Regions from separate parts of the Mus musculus genome. Here region 2 is linked to region 1. Evidence: chromatin loops called from intact Hi-C (ENCODE). Cell type or tissue: left cerebral cortex. All regions are shown on one strand. Each heading gives the region's core, and the rest is flanking DNA. Links, peaks and the distances in the headings are about the cores only.

Region 1 (5,374 bases), core at 221-5,220:
AACTTGTAGTGTAGACAGGCTGGCCTTGAACTCACAGAGATCCACTTGTCTCCACCTGCCTCCACTGTGCTGAGGCTTCTACCAGCCACCATGCTCTGTGCTTCCTTTGTTTACCTCCTCAAGACAAGAGGTAATAATGAGGAAGAAAGGGAGGTAGAGAAAAAAAGAAAAAAGGAAAATAAAGAAAAATGCGACCTGCCAGGTCTGTCAGCACAGGCCTCAAAGGCTCAGCTATTTAAGAGGCTGAGACAGGAGAATTTAAAGTTCAAGCCCTGAGAGGTAACTTAGTGGCACTGTCTCAAAAAATTTGAAAACAAATAAACAAACAAACAAACAAACAAACAACCCAATGGTGTACTTTGGTGGTAGAAAGCTTGCCCAGAATGTAGGCCCTGGGGTCAATTCCTAATACCATGAATAAATAGATAAAACTGAAGAACAGGGCTCTTCTCTGGAGCTCCCTATGCCCCAGAACAGCATGGCCCCTATCCTGGTTCACACATGACCGGGCTTTCTGAGGGCAAATGGACAAACTCTCCTAAAGCCACCATGTCCTCTGCTGGCATCCTTTCAATGGATTCTAGAAAAGCTGCCACCTCCCATTCTCTTACTCCCTAGGCATGGGCAGCAAAGGCAGAGGTGGGTGCTGGAATTTCGTGTTCTCTATCATTTTATTATTAACCCCCATTCCCAGAGACTCAGAGCAGTAACTGCTTTTAACAGGGTTTTGCTCTTGTGAAGAAGTCTAGGAAACCCCAGCCACACCTTCCATCTTCCACCTCCATCCACCAAAGATCTAGGACTTGGCAAGTATTGGACCTTGGGGTCTTCCTGGAAGTCAACAGTTGGTTAGACCCAACTTGGGGCCCAGATAACTTTCCATGAGAGATGGCAGCACTCTTGAACTTGTAAACACTAATGTTTGGACAGCAAGGCCCAGAGGGAACTTGGGCTGTTTCCTTTCCAAATTCTTGCTACTGGTGTAAGCTTGGGATGACCCTCTGCCTGAAAACCACGAGGCGGCTGGGAGAATCAGAAGAGAGTTTAGAGTGAGGCTCCAGGTGCCTGGGGTGTGTGAGACCTCATGTGCATGCTCTTTTGGTTGAAGGCCAAAGAGGCAGAAGACAGAGAGCCGCAAGGCTCCTCCCTGCAGCCCTACTACTGTTTATGGAACCCACCCCTCTTCTCTTTCTACCCTCAGCCAAAGCCTTGCCTACCAAGATTGTAAGCCAAGGAGTTTGGTGAGTGTGTGAGAAAAAGGGAGGTTTGTGAAGCGCCTGACTAGGGAAATGGGTTAAGGAAACCAGAGACGAGCAGGCAGAAGAGAGAGAAAACTACATCCAAATGGAGGACGGGGTGCAACAGCTGGACGGTAGGGAATGCCACAGCTGGAGATTAGAGGGATTACAGATGGACGGGGGAGAGGGCCCTGCCAGGGCATGCAGGTGTAGGTGCAGCCTAATTTTCAGGTAGAGCCTATTAGGTGCAGGAGTGGGGGAGGGGGGCGGTGGGTATATTAGGCCTTGCCCTTCCATCCCTTCCCTGGAGGGGGCCACAATTCTCCCTCCTTTCTAGGTCCTGAGGTTGAGGAGGAGAGGACGTGCTCTTGCCCGCTGTCCTTTAGGTCTTCCCCTAGCCACCCTCATCCTCGCATAATCCACCACAGCTTTGGAGGCTCTTGGTCTCCAAGCTGGGCCGCCGCATCCCTCAGCTTCGCCCGGTTCCTTCCTATCTCCAGGCGTCGGGTCCAGGGCTCTAGTTCCTTCATACCACAGCTTCAGCATCCTCGAGTCACCTCCTCCCCCACCACGCCACAATTGTATCCCGACCCTCCCTCCACGCCAGGATCCCAAGACCCGAACCCATCCCTGCCCCCCACCCCCACAAGTCGCCCAGGCTCTCACCTCGGGGGCTCCGCGGCCGCAGCACAAAAGGCGGCGCTGCTGCAGCTCCGCTCCGGATGCTGCTCCCGCCTCCTCCTCCTCCTCCTCCTTCCCTCCTCCCCCCGTTGCCCTCCACCGGACCTGGAGAGCTGTCACCGGCGATGCTCGTGTGGAACTCAGGTGTACGGGTGTCAGCCCCAGCTTTTAGCCCCCACCCCCTACTCGAAGCCCCGTCCCCACTCGACTTGAACTCCCGCTCCTTCCAAAGCCCCCGCCCCTGGCCCCCCGGGACGGACACGCCCTGAGCGGGGGATGCTGCGCTGGAGTCGCCGGCCTCTTAAAGGAGCCTGTGGCTGCCATCCGGCGCGATCCAGGCTCCTTCCTGGAGGTGTTCTACGGCAGTTCCACTTTGGTCCTCATGCGGAATCTGTAGGATCCCCTTGTGACCTGTCTTACAGATTCTTTCCTACACCCCGAGAGCGCAGTCCATCAGTATACACAACGCTCTGGCACTGGTCCCTTGTCATACCGACATCTCCAGCTGGCCTTCCCTCGTCGCTGCTCCATTTTCACCCAATTGGAATCCACCCAGCCGTAGGTCCCTTCCCACTTCTGTGCTCCTGGATGACCGATCGCTCGTTTTCATTACTGATTCCTCTTACCTCTAACCCTATTCCTTTCTAGCAAGACATCTTATCCTAGACCCATTTTAAAAAACACTCTTTGAATCACGTTTTTCGTGGTATCACTTTCTCCTTCTGTCCAAGGTCACAAGATTTCCCATATTTCTTTCACTCTGGTGGTATCAAGGCTTTGGAGAGCCAAAGGTAATCGTTAAGCTCTGCGCGTATATTAGTTCGTTAATTATTCCTGTGCTCTTTCAGGTGAGACTAAACACAGAAGGTCCATCTAATGATTCTCGGGACAGTTAAAAGAGGTTCACTAGGGCTGATCTAAAGAGGCACGAACCCTGTCAGGCTGCGTGGAGTTAGTGAAGAGAGGCGAAGGACAAGCCACAGAAAAGCAACGGGTTTTTTGACACGGAGTGCTGAGAAGCTTACGCTACAGCCTGGGAGACCGGGTCTGAGGAGAACTCCGGACTTATAAAACCCCAGAGCTCTGGGGTGGGGGTGGCCAGGTAAGGCACACCCTCTGGGGCAGCAAAAGGACTTCGGCCAATCACAGCCTTTCCTCAAGGAGAAGGCTACACCTTTCCTCGTCTCCGCCCTCTGGGCCAAGTGACCAATCTGCAAGCGCCTACAGGAAGTCGCTCTCAGTATAGCCAATAAAGCAGCGAAGCCCGCAGCGGCGCCCGAATGACGCGCTGGCGCCTGGGTTCTGTAGTTCTCTCAGGGAGACAGACCTTACCGCCCCGCCCCTGGCCGCCTACACGCAGCTAATACGCATGCTCACAGTGTCGGCTTGGGAGGAGGCGGTGCGCAAGGAGGAAGGCGGGAATGACATTAGGAAAAAAAAAAAACCAAAAAAACAAAAAACCCAACCCACTCGTAGTAGCTTGGGAAGCTTCCGCCGAGGGTCTGCTCCTCCCAGAAGGCGGTGCAGATGCCCGGGCGAGTCTCGCTGAGGGTTGTGGGGCGGGTAGCTCGGATCCATAAGAAGACACAAGGAGCCGAGTGGGCGGGGGACTCCAGATCCCAGCATGCCCCGCGGCGGGCCCTACCGGCCGCGACTCCGGGCTTGGCCCCGGCCCTAGCTCCTCGGCGGTGTACTGGGGTGCGTGGAGGCTGTAGTCACGGTGGCGCCCGCGGGGACGGAGGAGGGAATGAGTGAAGAGGATCAGGGCTCCGGCACTACTACAGGCTGCGGGCTGCCCAGGTGAGCTGCCTCGCTTGGATTCCTGAAGGACGAAAAGTGTGAGGTGGTGAGGAGGGGCGGCGGCGCGGCCCCAGCATGCACCTGGCCTGAGGGTTGTTCCCAGCAAGCACTGGGGTAGTGGGCAGAGGTTCCCGGCATGCACTGGGGCTGTGGCCAACGCCTCCAGCTCTAGTTTGGGGTTGGCTTGATTCCCAGACTGCACTAGAGCCCTGGGCTTTATGCCCCGACGTTCAGTGTATTTGGTGGGTACTGGGTTCCCGAATTGTATTGTGTCGGGGGAAATGCACGTTCAACCAGCACCACGGCACAGGATCCCTCGCCTTAACTGAGAACAGTACATTCTCCACTTGCCTTGGGACCTTGCTTTCCCTCATGCACCTTAACTTTTAACCCAGCCAATGGATGCTATACTGCCTGGGAATTCATGGACCCTATAATGTGGCTAGGTCTAATGTGACAGTGATTTGCCAGGTGGGTGCCGAAAGGGGAAGTGTGATGTTGGTCTGTGCCCCTTCCCAGCATAGAGCAAATGCTGGCCGCCAACCCGGGCAAGACCCCGATCAGCCTTCTTCAGGAGTATGGGACCAGAATAGGAAAGACGCCCGTGTACGACCTTCTCAAAGCCGAGGGCCAAGCCCATCAACCTAATTTCACCTTTCGGGTCACCGTTGGCGACACCAGCTGCACTGGTGAGGAAGGCCTGGGCAGCCTGGCTGGGGTGTGCATTCACAGGGCCCGTGGCTTAATATCATGCGATCACCTCACAGTCCTCTCCTTTAAAGCCAGGGAGGGATGGAGATATTTCAGGGGGAAAGAAGGATTGGAACAGGGCTGTGAGACGGTGGACGGGACCCGAGAGACTCACTGGCGAGAACAGGAAATGTCACAGAGATCTGCTACTTTATCACCCCAGAGGAAGAGTAAATGAGACATTGAACTCCTCGTGGGTATTAGGGGGAGCACATACTCTGCTAGCCTTCATGCCTCACATTGAACACGAAGAACTTAGTATGAGAAATTAAATGGTAGGCTCCAGTTCACATGTAATAAGTGGCAGAGCAGAGCTTTGACTTCAGACCCTCAGTTGTCTCTATTTCCTATTTACCGAGGGAAGAGAAAAGGGGAAAGAAAGACAGAGCAAAACATCCCTCCGCAACCCACCAGTGTTGGAGCTCAAAAATCCTGCCTGGCACAGTTTCATTACGGGAGCTGACTGAAAGAGGAGGTGTTCAAGGCCCATTTCTGTTGCTGTAGTAAGGCTCCGAAACTAAAAGCAGTTTAGAGGAGGAAAAGGGTTGATAGGTTTACAGTTCAGGTTACATTCATGACTAAGGGAAGCTAAGGAAGAAACTCACATTATCAGTCAAGACCAAAGAAAATAATCTGATTCTTGCTACTTCTGACTAAGGAACTCACTTCACAGCCACAGAAGCACAGCAGGAACAATGGCAGATACTCCATGCTGGCTGGCTGGCTTATTTATACTCTACTAGATTTCTTACACAGTTCAGGACCACCTGCCTAGGGGTGGTACCACAATAGTGGGCTGTGCATATCAGCATCAATTAACTATCAGTCCATCCCCCCCACCCACCCCCAGACATGCCCTCAGGCCAGGCTGATGTAGGCAATTCCTCAGTTAAGGCTCTCCTTTC
Region 2 (5,374 bases), core at 276-5,275, 70 kb after region 1:
CAAACATCCTTACTAAAAAAATAAGAGCCACGTGCTACAGTTTAAAGGACAGTATACCTCGTTGGTTAAACAGATTCAACAATTAAAAGAGGAAAGAAAATGAGGCTTGAAAGGGAAGATACTCAATTTTTGGTGAAAAATGTTTTGATTATCTATAGCAAACAAAGAAAAAGGGAACCATAAACGTAGTAGTAATGAAGCCCATTTTATTTCGTAAATGTGCATAACTGTGCTGAGTCCTGTAACAGGTACAGAAGCAAAGGGACCAGTAAGAGTGAAATGCTATGAAAAAACAGGACAGAATTTCCCCCAACAAAATACAAACCCTTTCCATAAAAATTTATGAAATGAGAACAAAAATAAAGATGTTTGTTTTATAAATAATATTAGGAAAACAATAAATGTCTTAAGTTTAAGGCCTGAAACTGAGTTACATTTCTAATACCGGTCATTGTAACTCATTTAAAAAGGTTTGTTATTTGCTAAAATCTCAACTAAGCTCAAACCCAGGATTTAACCAAAGTACTTCTGAAGGAGCTTTTCTCAAAATATCAGAAGTTCAATTTATAAATACATAGTATGCTATTGAAGTTACCCGCTGAAAAGCTTAATTCAGCCTGATTACAATCCTGTGAGCAGAATGTTGACATTTTCTTTCTTAAGAAAAATCTTCCAGAAAGCACCTCACATTTGGTCATAATGCAGTTTATTGACATTTCTTTTCCTCTTCACATAGCTGGGAGGAAGAGAAGCTTCAGAGCCGCTGTGTGTGCTGTGCACTGTACATAATGGCCTTTACTTGCCATTGTGCACAGCCTGTTAAATATTTACAACACAGACAGCAACATCGAGTCCTAAACACCCAGTTGTGAGTTTGAATTTTTTTAGAAATAAATCTATGACAAATTTTCACCAGCAAAATGCCAGAAGACTTTACTAACAGCTTCAAGAGACCCAGAGGGTCCAGAGGAGCAGTTACAGGCCATCTGGTGATTACTTATTATTATTTATACCGCACTGTTGATGTACACACAGATGTGTTATGAATCCACATACAGAGAGGCCTTAACAAGGACTTCAGACAGAATGTGACTGCTGAGCAAGTCAATACGCATTAAAGAAACGCATTAACTAGAGAGAGCGAGAACACCAGGCTTTTCTTTTTTAATATGCTGAATTGGCTGAAAGATTATTTGATTAAAGAATGATGAGTTCTACACAGTGATAGCATCCAACCAGTTAAAACTCTAGCAATATGTGGTTTAGCAATGGTGGCAAAGTGAGTTAAGTGAAAGAAGAGACTGTGAGATCCAGGCGCTTTATAAAGTCATCAGTTTGATTAAAAAGTATTAAAGAAATAAGTAAATAGTAAGATAGATGGGTGTGAGGAGGAGTTTAGGCTTAGGAAGAATTATTGAAATACAAAGATACAGGATCTTATTTTATTTGTAACACGAATGCTCTGACAAAAATTCCAACACTCCCATTTCTTTTTAAATACTCAGTTGTATGCAGGAAAAACAAGAGTTAATGAATGAAAAATTTTCAGTTTAATTTCCTAATTATAGCTCCAACTATATTCATACAGCATCATTTAATTTTTGTTTGTTTGGTGGGGATGGAGGGAACAGGCTAAAGCAAGGACGCTTTAATGTATTATATGCTTTTAATAATAGCACAATATATAACACAAAGAGCTAAAATAACCCAGTAACATGTGTTTAGGAAGAGCATCAAGAGATCAGATTTGACTTTAAGAAACCAGTTAATTCTTAGTCCTTAACGCCTCTGAGCATTTTTAAACCTAATCCCAATTCTGTGTTAATACATACTTGTAGACCAGTTCCATCACAGGTTACATACAACTACAGAATTCTCAAAAGTGGACTGGAAATTATTGCAAAATCAACATTTTACAAAAATAAGGCTAACATTTGGCCTAACTGTGTATCATGTAGTATATTTTCAGCTGCCTGACAGCATGCAGTCACCCCTACCAGATGGGAACTAAATGAATTATTGAGTAAAATATGAATTATTAAATGAAATTTTGAGTTAAAAAAATCTTAGCAGGGGGTAAGAATGAAAAGCTTATTTGTTTGTCTAAAATTGCCTTCACCTGTCCTAGCATACAAACATAGCATGCATACACCACCACAAGAGCATTTGCCTACCTAACTCATTTCTCTCCTGGTCATTTTTCAATTCATGATGCTCCCCTAACATAAAGAATGAGTAATCAACATCAAGTTATTCTTCTTTGCTTTTCTTTTGTGCTCATGACAGATATTAGGGAAACTTGCCAAAGGGGCAGAATGAAAGATCCAGAGTCCCATAGAACCAGTATGGCCCTTTTAATGGGAAAGCTGGGATAACAGAAATAATCTATAGATTTGTGTTATATAGACAATAAAACATCCCTTTGTAGCATTTAACCAATCACAGGAGTTATCTGTTGCCTCAAGTATTACAGAGCAATAGAGATTTAAGGGCTAATGCTCATGGAGGCAAAGGATACAAAGCAATAAACAGCTCTGGAGGTTGGTTAGACGCCAAGTGAAGCCAGAACTACAGCACCATAAACATTATTCCTACTATGACAAGATGTGAAGGTACAAGAAGCTGCTCTCAATCCCACTACAACTAGGATGCCGCTGTTGCTCTTTTTTTTTTAAAGATGAGGTCTCATTTAACCCAGGCTGACCTCAAACTTTTCATACAACTGAAGGTCCTAGAGGTCTGTGTACTCTAAGAGAAAAAAAGATCTTGAGAATAAATACCTGGGGTCACACTGGACAAAGAAATAATCATTTCTCTAAATGACAGGACTGTTAAGCATAGTTACAACAAAAACTTCTCAGTGGTTAACAATGAAATACTGTCTTCAGAGGAAATGTCCTGTTCTTCAGAAACAACTTACATAATAAACAGATATAACCAGCTTCTACTTTAAGACTTGATGATGATAGCCATATTTTCTATTTAAAGCTGCATAATTTGCTCTGCAAGCCAGCATATGTTCCTGATAGGATAACATAGCAGTGTGGAGTCTGTTGATTTCTTGGTAATAAAAATTGAAATCAAAAGATGGCCTAGTCGGCCATCACTGGAAAGAGAGGCCCATTGGACACGCAAACTTTATATGCCCCAGTACAGGGGAACGCCAGGGCCAAAAAGGGGGAGTGGGTGGGTAGGGGAGTGGGGGTGGGTGGGTATGGGGGACTTTTGGTATAGCATTGGAAATGTAAATGAGCTAAATACCTAATAAAAAATGGAAAAGGAAAAAAAAAAGTTGAGGAGATTGGTCTATTGGTAAAGTGCTTGCCATGCAAGAATGAGGATCTGAGTTTGATCTCTAGCACCCACATGAAAATCTAGGTGTGGTGGCTCTCATTTGTAATTCCAAAGTTGAGGAGTCAGAGAAATGTAGATTACTAGGGTTTTCTGGAGAGCTAGCCAGTCTAGCTTAATCAGTAAGCTCCAGGTCCCAGTGAGAAATCCTCTGTCAGTTTGTTGAACACATAAACTCAAAGTGACTGCAACTGCATGTTCAAGATCTGCACAAGATTAAGCCACCCAAATTTCTAAAATGGATGGGAGAGGTGGATCATGAAGTTCCACTCCTACCCGAGGAACAACTGGCAACTGATGGCTGCCAGGGTTGGGAGAATCTGTTTTTAAAGGCTACCCATACTTTAGTAGATGGACCTATAACCATGAATCTAGAGAACAGTACGCAGACTCAGTTCTTTCGGAGAGGGGTGGGGAAGCATTTGAAGTTAGGAGGGAAGGGCCTAAGGTATGAAATGGAGAGAAGGGAAATGAAAGGATAAATCTGATCAAAATACATTATATGTAATTATCAATAAAAAAATACAAAGATGGATGATGGATCCTGGGGAATGACATTCAAGGCTCATCTCTTGTCTCCATTTGCACATATACACAAATGCACACACACAGACAATCTAACTGCACATGAAGCAACATCTCAAATTTAGGATTTCTGATAATAACAAGTATATATACTTGCTTCCATTCAATTGGCATGGGAGGCTGAGGCAAGAGGATTACTTGAACCCAGGAGTTTTAGATTAACAATACAATTAAGACCCATCTTTAAGTTTTTTTTTCCTACAAGACTCTCTAGATTCAGCACCAATTATTCTTTACTATTTTAACAAAACACAAAGGCAAAGCCATTTTGCCATGTTATAATTACTTTTTTTTTTTTTTTTGAGACAGGGTTTCTTAATGTAGCACTGACTGCCCTGAAACTTGCTCTGAATACAAGTCTGGCCTTGAACTCAAAGATCCTCTGCCTCTTTTTTTTATTTTTTATTTTTAAAGATTTATTTATTGTTCTATGTAAGTAGACTGTAGCTGTCTTCAGACACATGGGAAGAGGGTGTCAGATCTCATTACAGATGGTTGTAAGCCACTATGTGGTTGCTAGGATTTGAACTCAGGACCTTTGGAAGAACAGTCAGTGTTCTTAACCTCTTGAGCCATCTTGCCAGCCCCTACCTCTGCCTTTTAAGTGCTGGAATTAAAGACATGCCCCACCACCAATGTTTTAACAGAAAGATTGGGTTTGTTTTTGTTTTTTCAGTGTTGGGGATTGAACCAGGGTCTCTCTCTCTCTTTTTTTCTCAACCCTTTTAAGACTTAGGTTTTTGTTGTTGTTGTTGTTGTTTTTTAGGTATTTTTCTTCATTTACATTTCAAATGCTATCCCAAAAGTCCCCCATACCCTCCCCCCACCCACTCCCACTTCTTGGCCCTGGCGTTCCCCTATACTGAGGCATATAAAGTTTGCAAGACCAAGGGGCCTCTCTTTCCAATGATGGCCAACTAGGCCATCTTCTGATACATATGCAGCTAGAGACACGAGCTCGGGGTGGGGGGTGGGGGGTAACTGGTTAGTTCATATTGTTGTTCCACCTATAGGGTTGCAGACCCCTTTAGCTCCTTGGGTACTTTCTCTAGTTCCTCCATTGGGGGCCCTGTGATCCATCCAATAGCTGACTGTGAGCATCCACTTCTGTGTTTGCTAGGCCCCGGCATAGTCTCACAAGAGACAGCTATATCAGGGTCCTTTCAGCAAAATCTTGCTAGTGTATGCAATGGTGTCAGCGTTCGGTTTAAGACTTAGTTTTAATTTGCATGTGTGCATATGAATGTGTCAGATCCTCCAAAGCTGGAGTTACAGGTGCTTGTGAGTCACCATTTGGGTGCTGGGAATCAAATTCAGGTCCTCTGCAAGAGCAATACATCTTCTTAAATGCTGAACCATCTCTCCAGCCTAAACCGGGGACTCAAGAATGCTAGGCAAAGGCCGGGCGTGGTGGCACACGCCTTTAATCCCAGCACTC

Evidence for each region. Hi-C counts contacts between places; a loop is a spot of excess contacts. Peaks named below come from ENCODE experiments on the same cell type or tissue, not always from the same donor. Only the 100,000 strongest peaks of a DNase experiment are listed, where the experiment ranks them.
Region 2: a loop joins it to region 1, with 7 times the contacts of the local background. A loop is called at or near these places in 1 of 42 quality-filtered maps.

The regions. Positions count from the first base shown.
Region 1 is chr15:102,514,884-102,520,257 of GRCm38, forward strand. Map3k12 (mitogen-activated protein kinase kinase kinase 12) reads right to left here and starts at 2,121. Exons shown (of 16, transcript NM_001163643.1): 1 at 1,905-2,121. It overlaps Tarbp2 (TARBP2, RISC loading complex RNA binding subunit), which reads left to right and starts at 3,309. Exons shown (of 9, transcript NM_009319.3): 1 at 3,309-3,719; 2 at 4,239-4,408. The coding sequence starts at 3,667. In left cerebral cortex, for the core only: a CTCF peak has its summit at 1,569; DNase peaks (open chromatin) are centred at 1,753, 2,246, 3,207, 3,449 and 1 more place; H3K4me3 peaks cover 4,166 bases; H3K27ac peaks cover 3,649 bases.
Region 2 is chr15:102,584,693-102,590,066 of GRCm38, forward strand. The region is part of intron 2 of Atf7 (activating transcription factor 7); the gene reads right to left. Among named protein-coding and RNA genes, the nearest start is that of Atf7, 38 kb to the right of the region's middle. In left cerebral cortex, for the core only: no CTCF peak of the experiment used is centred there; DNase peaks (open chromatin) are centred at 2,650 and 2,894; H3K27ac peaks cover 2,746 bases.